Linked DNA regions of Homo sapiens: all the other regions are linked to region 1. A link is a contact called in ENCODE Hi-C data. All regions are on one chromosome and are shown on one strand. The core of a region is the stretch at or near the end of the contact, and the rest is flanking DNA. Distances in the headings are between cores, read along the strand shown. Region 1 holds the start of LSM6 (LSM6 homolog, U6 small nuclear RNA and mRNA degradation associated). Region 2 holds the start of ARHGAP10 (Rho GTPase activating protein 10). Region 3 holds the start of PRMT9 (protein arginine methyltransferase 9).

What was found. Hi-C counts contacts between places; a loop is a spot of excess contacts on that map. Pooled maps may share reads with other maps.
Region 2: a pooled map shows a loop between it and region 1 (6-fold over the local background). The contact joins the promoter of ARHGAP10 here to the promoter of LSM6 in region 1. A Hi-C loop is called at or near these places in 6 of 50 pooled maps.
Region 3: a loop to region 1 is called in a map of CD8-positive, alpha-beta T cell, with 16 times the contacts of the local background. The contact joins the promoter of PRMT9 here to the promoter of LSM6 in region 1. A Hi-C loop is called at or near these places in 2 of 168 maps with a recorded cell type or tissue (CD4-positive, alpha-beta memory T cell and CD8-positive, alpha-beta T cell) and 10 of 50 pooled maps.

The regions. Positions count from the first base shown.
Region 1 is chr4:146,172,983-146,177,596 of GRCh38, reverse strand. It overlaps LSM6 (LSM6 homolog, U6 small nuclear RNA and mRNA degradation associated), which reads right to left and starts at 1,879. Exons shown (of 4, transcript NM_007080.3): 1 at 1,786-1,879. RefSeq lists a silencer at 1,670-1,729.
Region 2 is chr4:147,729,914-147,734,527 of GRCh38, reverse strand. ARHGAP10 (Rho GTPase activating protein 10) reads right to left here and starts at 2,440. Exons shown (of 23, transcript NM_024605.4): 1 at 2,073-2,440. The coding sequence starts at 2,226. RefSeq lists enhancers at 396-525, 1,654-1,723, 1,044-1,936, 1,937-2,829 and silencers at 1,834-1,913, 2,224-2,743.
Region 3 is chr4:147,681,976-147,686,589 of GRCh38, reverse strand. PRMT9 (protein arginine methyltransferase 9) reads left to right here and starts at 2,427. Exons shown (of 12, transcript NM_138364.4): 1 at 2,427-2,791. The coding sequence starts at 2,603.

The sequences.
Region 1 (4,614 bases), core at 630-3,129:
GTTTTAAAGAAATCTCCAAGGTACCGCAAATGATAACCAAAAGCTACATTCTAACCAAATGATGGAGTGTAGGTTATAATTAATCAGGGGTGTTTTATTCTAACATATAGGGAACCTGAAAACAACTGTCAAAATCTTGAAGGGGTTGCCATTCTAAATAATGGATTTCTAGTCTTGGCCATGAAAATGATCACTTTCCAATTTTTCAGTGTTACAGGTCTCTCCGATGATTAAAATCTGTTAGTACACTTTTAAAAGGAGAGAATAACCCAGGTGATGTAAACAAATTTTTAAATTCTAGTATCTACTATGCCACAGTTCAGTGAGAGACTGCCTGATACAGCACAGAGTACTCACTTGGGAGGCAGGAAACCTGAGTTCTAATCCCAGCTCTGCTACTTAATTAGCTGTGTGACTTGGATAACTCATAATTTCACTTCTCATGGCCCCAGGTTCCTCATCTGCAATATAAGGGAGTTATGCCAGATGACCACTTAAGTCTCTTCCTGCCCTAACATTCAGGTAGTCTAACGCATTAACGCCAGTGACACACACACACACACACACACCACAAACACAAGCCTCTCAAGATTTCTGCACAATATTTAAGCAAGTAAAATTACCAAACATCTCTAAAACTTTTTTGGAAAACACTGCAGCAATGTGTATGAAGGCCTAAAACAGACCTTTCAGATGACAGCATCTAATCTGATAATTTCACTTCTGAGAATCTAGTCCAAGGAAATAATCTAAAAAATAGGGGGAAAAGAGTTTATCAAAGCACTATCTGGGATGCTAAGATGATGTAAAAATTCAAAAACAATCTAATGTCCCACAATCGGGAAATGACTGAATAATTTACGGGACCTAAACTGGGACCCACAATGATAGGACAATCAAAAGAAGATACAAAATTAGAATAATATTTAGGAAGAGTTTTTAAATGGAAGTGGAAAACTACACTGTTAAGTGATTAAACATGTACACTCTTAGTTCAAGTAGAAGCTAGCACATACAAGAGAAAATGATCGTAGGTGAAAGGGTTCAGTGAATATTATTTTCTTCACTAAAGTCTTCTATGTTTGCAATTTTCTACAATAGTCACGTATTACTAAGAGCAGTGGGGCAGGGTAATCCGCATCATCTTAATCCTACACACCTTAAAAATGCCTGCTATGCAGGTGTGCGGACACGCATACGCACAGAAAACCTTGGGCGATAGGACTTAAGACCATACAATCGGGTTCCTCGACCTGACAACTTGGTAAGACAGGCGAGTCCAGCCTTTAATTCCTGTGGTCAGGCGCAGCCACCCCGATGTAGGAGAGGGTTCGCAATTCCCTGAAGCCCTCCTGGAAGACAGGCGAAGCCTAGGCCTGGGTTCGGGATCCGCTTTCCCGCCGAATCTTGGGATTAGCGTCGGGGCTCCCTGGGGAACTTCAACAACCTGAATTGATCTCGGACGCCAACTCGGTAGGAGCCGGGACGGTGCCGCTCCTCTCCGCGCAGTCTAGGCGCCTCGCTGAGGGCGGTCCCGGCGCCCACCATCAGACCTCTCCCAGCCATTCCATGCGCGGAGAGCTTGGACGCGGCATTTCGCGGGGACCCGCCACCCAGCGGTCCCTTCCCGGAGCCCCAGCCTGTTCACCGCAGGCCCTTTCCGGGGCTGCCTCGCCCGGCCTAGGGCCGCTGCAGCCGCCGCTCCACAGCGCGACTGAACACTGGGGCACCGAACCTGGGGCTGCGCCCGGCCCCGTCGTCGGCCCGCGCAGCGGTGCGGCTCACCTCGCCGGCGGGAACCAGAACCCTCACTCCAGGCGCCCCACGAGCCCGGCCGCCGCGGATGATCCCAGCCAAAACCGAAAGCGCCGAGGCAGGGGCACTTTTCTGCCTCAGCCAATCAGTGCTCTTCTCTGCTACGGCAGCCCGCTGGGGCCGAAAAAGCCTGTCAGCACCAAAGCGCGCAAATCCAAGATTCCTGGTTTGTCTAGTAGCAAAATTGGTGCAGTGGAGTTCCTCTAACAGAAATCTGAGTACAAAACAAATACAATACAAAACAAAAACAAAATTCCAGGAAACTAGAAGTGATCTTTTGGGCAGGATTTATTTACAGAAGTGTAAAAAATAACTTGAAGTCATAGGAAACTGGAATTTACTGTTTAAGTAACGGCATTGTGTACCCAGAAACGTCCTTGAATAGTTTAAAGCAAATAAATAAATAAATGAAACACCTCAAGTCTTTAAATCTACCTCTGGATATTGATTAAATGTGTGAAGACTTAAGCCATTTTAGCAAGAGACTGTTTCCATGGCAATGTTAATTGATACAAAAATAATCAAAATCACTCAAGTAACTCCAAATTATAATGACATTAATTGTGTTACATTACTAGTTCCTATTGGAAATGGTGTGCAGACTTATTTCAGTGCTACTATGGGAACTTGGTTTGGAATTTTGCATGAATTCTCAATACTCTTTCTATTAATGGAATTGAAAGGGAAAAAGAAGAGAACTGTTACACCAGGACTTGATTCGTTTTTCCCCCTCCACATATACTCTCATCAGTTGAAAACTTATACTTTAATTATATTTATGATTTGTAACACTATACACAGAGTGATAAGATCTTTCAACACAGATCCTTAACCCCATTAGGTGTTATAAAATCTAAGATGCAAAATTTTTTTCGAAGATAAAGAGTTCCTCCCTTGTAAACTTCTTTTGGTTAAAGGCAGAAGAAATGAACTTTTGATTGATATCAGGGACAGAAAACAACTGGATATGATTTGTTAAAGAATAGAGACTTCCTTATATCCTTCTATAAAAGTTCAGTTTGGATAAAGACCGAACAGTTACTGATTTATTGTGAGGGCTGTATTTGAAGTTCTTGCAATATAAAATACAATGTAAATAAAAATTTTAAGAAAAGTACCATTTAAATCAAATAATTACGTGCAAAGAACAAACATAATAGGATAAAAAGCCCTGTTCCTAAAAACTTTCTTTGCAAACGACATCAAATTGCACATTCCTTACTGATTGTTTAAATTATTAAAAAAAAAAAGAAAATTTTTGATTCAAACTTCTTTCCCTTTCCTACAGAGCCCTAATCGAGCCGTTAACACTAGTGTGGTGGGTAGGGAGCCATGAGGAGTTTTAAGGGCCTAGTTCATCTGCTGAGCAGCTGCAACCTTCTCTAAGGGGAGTAGCTGGGTAAGGGCCCAGTTTGACACACGGGGTGGGCATCCTGAATTAATTCATGAGCTAACAAGCTTATAAAAAGTGTGGCTGTTCCCAAAAGCCCCTCAGCAGCTTATAAATGACTTTTACTAACTCACAAGGCAATTTTCCGTATTTCCCAGGTTTTTGCTTTCAGCATCTTTTATGATGCAAAGAAAACACTGCAAGACTTTTGGTGAATACTAGTCTTCAAAACCCTGAATGTAAACATTAATTTATTAAGGAGCCTTAAAGTCATAAAAATATTTTGGCAAGCTTTAGTTTAACTTATGTAGTTTAGTTTCATTTAGTTGTTAGGACTGATGAACCTACACTGACACATCATTATCATCCAAAGGCCAAAGTTTACATTAGGGTTCACTCTTGGTGTTGCACATTCTATAGGTTTTGACAAATGCATAATGAAATGTACCCACAATTACAGTATCATACAGAATAGTTTCACTGCCCTAAAAATTCTCTGTGCTCCACCTATTTATCCCTTCCTCCCCACTGGCAACCGCTGATCTTTTTTCTGTCTCCAAAGTTTTGCCTTTTTCCACAATATCATATATTTGGAATCATACCGTACACAGTTAGTGGTGCATACACTGCACCACCCCACTGTGTAGCCTGTTCAGACTGGCTTCTTTCACTTAGAAATATGCATTTAAGACCCCTCTGCGCCTTTTCATGGCTTGACAACTCATTTCTTTTAAGTTCTGAATAATATTCCATTATTTGGATGTACCACAGTTTATTTATCCATTTACCTACAGAAGGACATCTTGGTTGCTTCCAAGTTTGGGAAGTTATGAATAAAGCTGCTATGAATATGTGTATGCAGGTTTTTGTATAGAAATAAGTTTTCAGCTTATTTGGGCAAATATCAAGGAGTATGACTGCTAGATCATATAGCAAGGGTATGTTTAGTTTTGTAAGAAACTGCCAAACTGTCTTACAATGTGGCTGTACCATTTTGCATTCCCACTAGGAGTGAATGAGAGTTTCCATTGTTCCACATCCTCATGGGCATTTGGTGCTTCCAGTCCTTTGGATTTTGACTAGTCTAATAGCTGCTTAGTGACTATCTCATAGTTGTTTAAAGTTGTAATTCCCTAGTGACATATGATATGGAGGATCTTTCTATATACTTATTTGCCATATGTATATCTTTGGTTGTTCAGGTCTTTGGCCCAATTTTGAATCAGTTTGTTCTTTCTTTTTGTTGAGTTTTAAGAGTCCTTTGTATATTTTGAATAATAGTTCTTTATCAGATATGTGTTTTACAAATATTTTCTCCCAGTTTATGGCTTGTCTTTTCATTCTCTTGAAGCTATTATGCTTAAAATAGACAAATGCAGATATATAAATGCTAAGAGAACTCTTGCCAC
Region 2 (4,614 bases), core at 1,191-3,690, 1.6 Mb before region 1:
TACAGCTGTGTTCCTGTCACCTTCTGGGAAAGAATTTAAACATAAATTCTTAATGAACATAACGAGAAAAAAAGACACTTCCCAATTACTCTCAAAGCATGATTACAAGTTATGTTTCTTATGCTAAAGGACGAGAATCAAAATGAGTAAGATACTAATTCACAAATTCAAGAAAGTCTACAGTCTGGAGGAAAGCTGACATCTGGCCCCCCAGATGCACTGGCTGCTGCTGGAACCTAACGCATGTGTCCTGATGGCAGGAAAGCTAATATGCTGTCACAGAAATAGCTTTCTACCAGTGGCCAAACTGGCTTTGCCCTCTGCCTCTCTCCACACCTCTCTAGCTCCAGAGGGAACTACTACAACCAATGAGAGAGAAGGTACATTCTCCCGGCCACTGACTCTGGTTAACATCAAGTTACAGAAAGAGTCCTCAGTCCTCATTCTCTCGTGTTCACTCTGCACCCCCGCTCCCAACTCCTCCTTTCTATGCTCACTCCTCCATATGTATAGGCGCCCCCCTACTTCCCACCCAACACACATACCAGATGCCAAGGGCCTGGAGAGCCCTCAACCAAATAAGCCCACTTGTCACATGTCCCAGAGTCCCATTTCTGATTCAAGCAGCAGAGACTTAAAAACAAAACAAAAAAACCCTAAGTGAGTCCCAGTCCTGATTTTGCAACACCAAAGAGGTCAGAGAACCAAAAGGAACCTTGGAGATCATCCAGAGAAGTTGAGTGACTTGCCTCCAAAATTACAGGGATGGCTCACTAAATTCTTCCCACAGAAATGTACTTCAACTTATTCATTAAATGCATATTTACTGTACCAGGCACCATGCTGGGTGCCCGAGACAGTATAATCAATATGTTTTAATCGCCCTTACTGAAAAATGGGGCGGGGCGCGGTCGGGAGAACAGTGAGATGGGGGATTTTCCCCAGAGGTGGTATCTACAAACAAATGTACAAGGGACGAATACCTAAGGCTGAGAATTACTGAACTGAGAATCTAGGTGAGTGATGAAGGCCCTAAGAACCCAGCCCCTCAAGGCTGGATACTGCCCAAGTCCCTGTCTGCTGTATGGACAGGTCTTTTAAAGGGGGAAAGGGGACATTCACCGCCATCCTCCGAAGGGGTTATGGATCCAAGGGATGGTCAGGCTGCCCAGCTCCTCACTGGGGCTAATTCCGCCCCATTTTCCAGTAGCATCACTAACTCAGTATTTCTGCATGAATTTTGGCCCCTTCTCTCCTAGAAAGACTCTCCTCAACTACACTAAAATACAGTTATCTCTCCTGTATCTCGTGTCTTCTTCCGAGTTTAAGAGACAGAAGTTCAGGGGAGGAAGGCACCAAGCCTAACCGGGGTGGAATTCCCTATTTGCAAGCAGTGCCCGCCTAGGCTAGAGGGCAGGCTGTCCGCTCACCCTTCCAAACCCCAATCTTTGAACCCTCCTCAGCACGGCAGGGGAGGAATGTGCGGAAGCAGCATAAAGCCAGGTGGACTTTCTGGTTTGGCACGTGAAGGACCTGGAACAGGACTGTCGGGGAAGATCAGACAATGAGAGGGAAAAGGTGAAGCTTAAGGGGACTCTGGAAAACTCAACACTCCCGCAGGGTTTCAAAGAATCCCCAAGAAATTTCTTTTGAGAAGTCACAAAACAAAACTAGGCAAACAGATGCCTCGGTTTTGTAAGAGATTGTGAGTAGCTTTAGGCAGCAATGAAACCTGACTCCGGGCCAGGAGTGCCTAGGGTCGGTCCAGCGGAGCGCGCATTCAGCGAGGGGTGTTCGGCCGGGGCCAGGCGGGGCCCAGGCGGGGCCCGCTGGCAGCTGGTTCCCGCCGCCGCAGAGCCGCAGGGGCGGGAATGGGGACTCGCCGCGCTGCCTCGAGGAGGAATGATTCCAGGGACCCCCCGGGGTTCCGAGAGAGCTGGGCTGGTCCGGAATGAATTCCCCGTTCCTCTGGCTGCTGGCCCCGGACACAAGACCCTCCGTCTCCTGCCGAGAGAGGCTCCCCCAGCCGCCTCGCCACGCCGCAGCCCGTCCGCGCCCGCGTCCCCGCTTACTTTTCGTCGCAGCGATGAGGTTCTTCCCGTCCTTAATGAGCTCTTTGATGAACTTGTTGGTCCTCTCGAGTTCCGCTTCGTGAGCGCGGATCCTCTCCCGGAACCACGGGCTGTCGAGGTAGCAGTCGCTGAACTCCAGGGGCTGCAGCCCCATGACGGCAGCGGTCGCTGCGCGGTGCGCACGGCCGCGCGCTCCTGCCCGAGCCGAGCTCCGAGGCCGCTGCCAGGTGCGGCGCCGCGCGTTCAGGGAGCACAGAGGAGCTAGCAGGCCCGGGCGCGCGGCGAGCGCGGCACGGACATGTCCCGTAGAGCCGAGTCCTGCGGCGCGGAGGAGCTGCCACCGAGACCAGCGCTAGCTGCGGCGCCCCAATCCCGGCAGCCCCCGCCGAGCTCTGAGCGCCCGCGGCCCCGCCCCGCCCGGCCCCCGCGCGGCAGACACTCCCCGAGGCGCCACCCGGCCGGGCCCGCGCTCCCGCTCGTCCCCTTCTCTTTCCTCCGCCTTCCTTCTTCCTCCCTTCCCTTCCCTGGACGCCTCTTCCTTCTCTTCCCCACGCGCAGCTGCCCCTCCTCTTCCTTCCGAGGCGTCCTGGGGCTAGAATTTCGCCCCGCGGCTCCCCTCCACCCTGGGCGCTCTCCCCTCCCCTTTGCTTGGGCTCCCGGGGCCGGGGTGACTCACAGTCGGCTCCCCGCTGCACGGAACCCGACCGGGACCGAGAAGGAGCGTCTTAATTGCAGTCGTTAGTCCCCGCAGGCGGGCGACATAACTCTGAAGTGGCTGCCTTGCAGGAGATGATTAACTCATTTATCTCATTTATCCTGGGACGCCCCCAACCCCGAGCTGGGAACGAACTCGCACAGGGGGCTCTTTTCCTTATCCCGGTTCCTTTCCCAGTTTAAAGTGAGATGCGTGGTAAATCTCCGCTTGAGATCGAAGCCTTACAATGGCAAGAGCGTTTTCTTGGTGGCCCAGCAGCTCCTATTACACTTCTCTGCGTATCCGCACTAAATAACTTAGTTGAAGAGAGAGGGCTGGCTAAACCACAGAAAAGTTGTTTCTGTTGTGTTCAGCACATTAAATTTGCTGGGGTAGGTGAAGACGATCTTTATTATTCTAAAAATAACTACCGGAAAACATGCCAGGTAACGTGTGGTTTTCACCGCGTGGGGGTGACGATCAATGAGAATTTATGTCAGTGCCCTCAAAAAGCCTATTTTGTGTGTTATGAAACAACTCCAGTGTGTCCCAAAAAAAGTTAGGCATTTTAAAGTATTAAAATGTATACCTTAGGCCGGACGTGGTGGCTCACGCCTGTAATCCCAACACTTTGGGAGACGGAGGCGGGTAGATCACCTGAGGTCAGGAGTTGGAGACCAGCTGGCTAACATGGTGAAACCCCGTCTCTACTTAAAATACAAAAAGTACCCGGGTGCGGTGGCACGTGCCTGTAGTCCCAGCTGAGGCAGGAGAATCGCTTGAACCCAGGAGGCGGAGGTTGCAGTGAGTCGTGATGGTGCCACTGCACTCCAGCCTGGGCGACAGAGCGAGACAATGTCTCAAAAAAAAAAAAAAGTATTTCTTAAAAAAAAACACTAATAGTTCATTAGAGTAACGTTTCATAATCGCAATTTATTAAGCAATTATTATGTGCCGGGCACCCACTAGGAACTCCATACATCTACAAACTCGCGATATAGACTTACATGATATGATGGTAATATTAACGAGAAACTTCAAAGTAATTCCTCAAGACGTTCAGACTCTCAGCTGGGTAATTAAGAATCTGTTTGGACAGCATGTTGTAGGAGGGTAACCCTCCCGAACAAGTTAAATAAGCCTCCTACTCAATAAGCCCTTTTGTTACAAAACAGCACCAGGAGTGCCTAACCCACAGATAAACATTATTACTCTAATGTCCATCCTCCAGAGAGTTCAAAGTGTTTTACAAATAACTTTTAGGCGGTGAAAGCTTCAGTTCCTACTAAAACCAGCAGGAGACTGGAGTCTACAGAAAAGAGAATAAAAGAGGCAAATAAAGGGGAAGAAAGACAAGAAGAGAGGGGGTGTAAACAAAAATGAGGGCCTAGCGAAACAGCCAAGCACTGACCACACTCAATCCTCAGAGCAGAAACCCAAACCTTTTCTCATAGAGGGGCTGCTGAGACTTCTTCAATATTGAACATGGAGGTTACCGTGTGACCCAGCAAGTCCACGCTTAGATATATACCCAAAAGAAATGAAAATATATGTCCACGCAAATATTTACACACAAATATTCATAGCAGCATTATTCGTAATAGCCAAAAAGTAGAATCAACCAAAATGTCCTTTGTCAGCTGTGTAATGGATGCACAAAATGTTTGTCCATAAAATGAAATATTAATCTACAATAAAAAGGAATGAAGTACTGACACGTGCTACGGCACAATAACGGTGAAAACGTTATACTAAGTAAAAGAACCTAGCTGCAAAAGGCCAATACTATCTACTTATATTAAATGTCCAAAACAGGTAAATCTATAGAGGCAGAAAGATTAGTGGTTG
Region 3 (4,614 bases), core at 1,178-3,677, 1.5 Mb before region 1:
GTTGTAGATGTGTGGTATTGTTTCTAATGGCTCTGTTCTGTACCATTGGTCTATATCTCTGTTTTGGTACCAGTACCTTGCTGTTTTGGTTACTATAGCCTTATAGTATAGTTTGAAGTCAGGTAGCATGATGCCTCCAGCTTTGTTCTTTTGGCTTAGGATTGTCGTGACAATGCGGGCTCTTTTTTGGTTCTATATGAACTTTAAAGTAGTTTTTTCAAATTCTGTGAAGAAAGTTATTGTTAGCTTGATGGGGATGGCACTGAATCTGTAAATTACCTTGGGCGGTGTGGCCATTTTCACGATATTGATTCTTCCTATCCATGAGCATGGAATGTTCTTCCATTTGTTTGTGTCCTCTCTTATTTCATTGAGCAGTGGTTTGTAATTCTCCTTGAAGAGGTCCTTCACGTCCCTTGTAAGTTGGATTCCTAGGTATTTTATTCTTTTTGAAGCAATTGTGAATGGGAATTCACTCATGATTTGGCTCTCTGTCTGTTATTGGTGTATAGAAATGCCTGTGATTTTTGCACATTGATTTTGTATCCTGACACTTTGCTGAAGTTGCTTATCAGCTTAAGGAGATTTTGGGCTGAGATGATGGGGTTTTCTAAATATACAATCATGTCATCTGCAAACAGGGACAATTTGACTTCCTCTTTTCCTAATTGAATACCCTTTATTTCTTTCTCCTGCCTGTTTGCCCTGGCCAGAACTTCCAACACTATGTTGAATAGGAGTGGTGAGAGAGGGCATCCCTGTCTTGTGCCAGTTTTCAAAGGGAATGCTTCCAGTTTTTGCCCATTCAGTATGATATTGGCTGTGGGTCTGTCATAAATAGCTCTTATTATTTTGAGATACATCCCATCAATACCTAATTTATTGAGAGTTTTTAGCATGAAAGGCTGTTGCCAATTCCAGTTTCTTAAGGTGACCAGATGTTCCATGTTATTTGTGTCATTCCATTTTTTCAAATGACCTATTCTATGTACAGAAAATCTTGAAGTTATAGATAAACCACGAAAAAATGCAAATAATTGGCCTGGTGCAGTGGCTCATGCCTGTAATCCCAGCACTTTGGGGGGCTGAGGCGGGCGGATCACCTGAGGTCAGGAGCTTGAGACCAGCCTGACCAACATGGAGAAACCCTGTCTCTACTAAAAAGACAAAATTACCCGGGCGTGGTGGTGCATGCCTGTAATCCCAGCTACTCGGAAGGCTGAGGCAGGAGAATCGCTTGAACTTGGGAGGTAGAGGTTGCAGTGAGCCGAGATCGCACCACTGCACTCCAGCCTGGCGACAGAGTGAGGCTCTGTCTCAAAAAAAAAAAAAAAAAAAAAAAAAAAAAAAAGAAAAAAAAGAAAAGAAAGAAAAGAAAGAAGAAAAAATCAAAGTCCTTACTTTGCATCATAATCCGCTAGGTGCAAAGGTCACAAAAGTGATTAAGAATAGCTCACAATGTAGTGAGCTGGAACCTGAAAAACGGATTAGGATTTACACAGGCGAGTGCTCAGAAAAAAGGGTAGTTCAGATAATTGGATCAGAAGAGAAGGCAAAAATGCATGACGTGTTTTTGAGAATTAGAGGAGCCCTCAAAATGTATTAGTGTGATATGCAAAATGCTCGATTTAAGATATTATCCATTAATGAATTTGAAAATGGGGACAAAAATAACTTTTCAGCCGTAATAACTATGCTCCCCTCCCTTTGAGTTTCGAATCTGTATCTTAGAGGCCACACTTGAATGTGGAAAAACTTTGTATTAATGTAAACACTATACAGTGATAAGACACGAACAGTGAAATAACCCCTAAGCTCATCTTATAACTGAACAGATAGGTGGTCAGAGAACTTGGATTTGAACCATGCCTATGCCACTAGCTGGTTGTGTGACCTCCAGCAAGTCACTTCTCAAGATACCACGTTTGCCATCATTAAGACGAGTGTGATCCAAAGGTCCACCTAGCCAGGTTTTGTGAGAATGATTTGAAATGCCTGTGAAAGCATTTCCTCTACCACGTCTGAGATGCTTTTGTTATCTCCAGGTTCTTTCAGGTCTTGAAATTTTGTGCATCACGATCCAAAATGTCTTAAGCATCATCACAAATGCTTGACCGTCCCTCATGAGCGGGTGGCGCTTCGCGCTGCCTGGGTCTGTACAACAGGGTCTTGCAGTCGAAAGCCACACACTCCCGGAGTGCAAGAGGGAGAGAAAGCTCTGCTTTCAGCCGGGAAAAAAAAAGGGCGCAAGACCGGACAGGTCCTGCCACAGACGTTCTCCTATGCTCACGCACAGTGGTCGCTCCTGCGGGAATGGGCAGCAGTGACGTGCCCACGTCGGGCGCGCTGACGTTCGCGTAGCGTGCGCCGCTGGCCAGGTGCGCAATAGTGGGGTATGCGTCACGGTCTGCGCCGCCCGCGGGGCCAGGACGGGGCGGAGCTTCCGCCTGGGCTGGGGTTGGCGAGTTCACCCGCGGCGGAGGGTAACTTTGCTGTGCTGTTTTTTGAGCAGTTGTCTGGTCCCTGGAAGTGTAGCATCGAGAGAGTTTTCTAATTACGTTTACAAAATATCTTCCCTTTGGCCATACAAGTGGTGACTGCCATGTCGAACTCGCGGCCCAGGTCCCGCCGAGACGCCGGGGGTGGCGCTGGGGCAGCCGGCCGGGACGAGCTGGTGTCGCGGTCCTTGCAGAGCGCAGAGCACTGTCTGGGCGTCCAGGACTTCGGCACTGCCTATGCCCACTACCTCCTCGTGCTCAGCCTGGCGCCGGAGCTGAAACACGACGTGAAGGTGAGGGTCCTTTTTTCTCACTTGCTGGCAGATCCAACGTCCTCGTAAAAAAAAAAAAAAAAACAGAAAAAAAAAAAAGCGGAGGGGCTAGGGTGCCTGGGTGGGTGGTTGCTGTTAATATTTAGGGCCCTTTTTTCTCACTTGCTGGCCGATCCAACGTCCTCGTAAAAAAAAAGAAAAGAAAAAAGGCGGAGGGGCTAGGGTGCTTGGTTGGGTGTTTGCTATTAATGTTTACTGTTCAACCTTGACATCTTTCGTTTATTCACACCTACGACCAGCCCAGAGGAAAATCCTGCCGTCTTCACCTTCGAAATATGTCCAGAATCTTACCAGTTCTCACCATCTTCCCCTTTACTACCCTGGTTCGAGCTTCAGTCATCTGCCGGCTGTTGCAGTCGGCTCTCAACTGAGCTCTCTCCTGCAGTCTGTGTCAACATAGCTAGCTTTTTGCAACAAAAGTCAAATGTTGTCATTTCTCAGTTTCAAAACTTTCATCTCGTTTAAAATTTTAAAGGCCCTCGAATTGGAAATGAGGTCTCACGTGATCCTCTTCTCCTTATATCTAATTTAAGCATGCCCTGGCTTGAGGGCTTTTGGATTTGTTATATTGTGTGTAGTAGGAATATAGTGGGCCTCTAGTTGAATAAAGTGTGTAATTAGCCTAAAGTGATTATCATTTAATGATGCGTTCTTTAAACTTCAATTATTGGATTATTTGCAACAATTACTCTGTTGAAATGCTGTTCTTTTTTGAAGTACTTTTAGAATCTAAATTACGAAAAATGATTTAACTTAAAATTGCAATTACTTTGCTTCATTTAGACTGAGGGTTTGTCAACCTCAGCACTATTGACATTTTGAATGGGATAATTCTTTGTTATGGGGGAGGGGAGGTGTCCTGTGCATTGCAGTATGTTTGGCAGCATCCTTGATCTCTACCCACTAAATGTCAGTAGCGTCTAGATGTTTGTAGTTCATGTAAACTTAGTGTAAATTTCAGGACCAGCTGTCCTACTTGAGGAGGAGATGATATGTTGAGATACAGTTTGCTTCTCTTGGTAGGCAGCAATAGAAAAATGGATCAACTCAAGTGATCTTTCCTCAGTTACTTGTTTCTTAGTTTCCTCTTCTGTGAAACAGGGACGCAGCCTCTCTTAAAAATGTTTACTGGGTATTAAAAGTATATTTAGACTGGGTGTGCTGGCTCAGGCCTGTAATCCCAGCACTTTGGGAGGCGGAGGCGGGTGGATCACAAGGTCAGGAGTTTGAGACCAGCCTGGCCAATATGGTGAAAACCTGTCTCTACTAAAAATTAAAAAATTAGGCCGGGCGCGGTGGCTCACGCCTGTAATCCCAGCACTTTGGGAGGCAGAGACGGGTGGATCACCTGAGGTCAGTAGTTCGAGACCAGCCTCAACATGGAGAAACCCCGTCTCTACTAAAAGTACAAAATTAGCTGGGCGTGGTGGTGCATGCCTGTAATCACAGCTACTCGAGAGGCTGAGGCAGGAGAATTGCTTGAACCTGGGAGGCAGAGGTTGTGGTGAGCCGAGATCACGCCATTGCGCTCCAGCCTGGGCAACAAGAGCGAAACTCTGTCTCAGAAAAAAAAATAAAAATAAAAAATTAGCTGGGCGTGGTGGCATGTGCCTGTAGTCCCAGCTACTCAGGAGGCTGACGCAGAAGAATTGCTTGAACTCGGGAGGCGGAGGTTGCAGTAAGTCCAGATTGTGCCATTGCACTCCAGCCTGGGCGACAGTGTATGACTCCATCTCAAAAAGAAAAAATAAAAAAGTATATTTAAAATTTGTAGTGCAATGCCT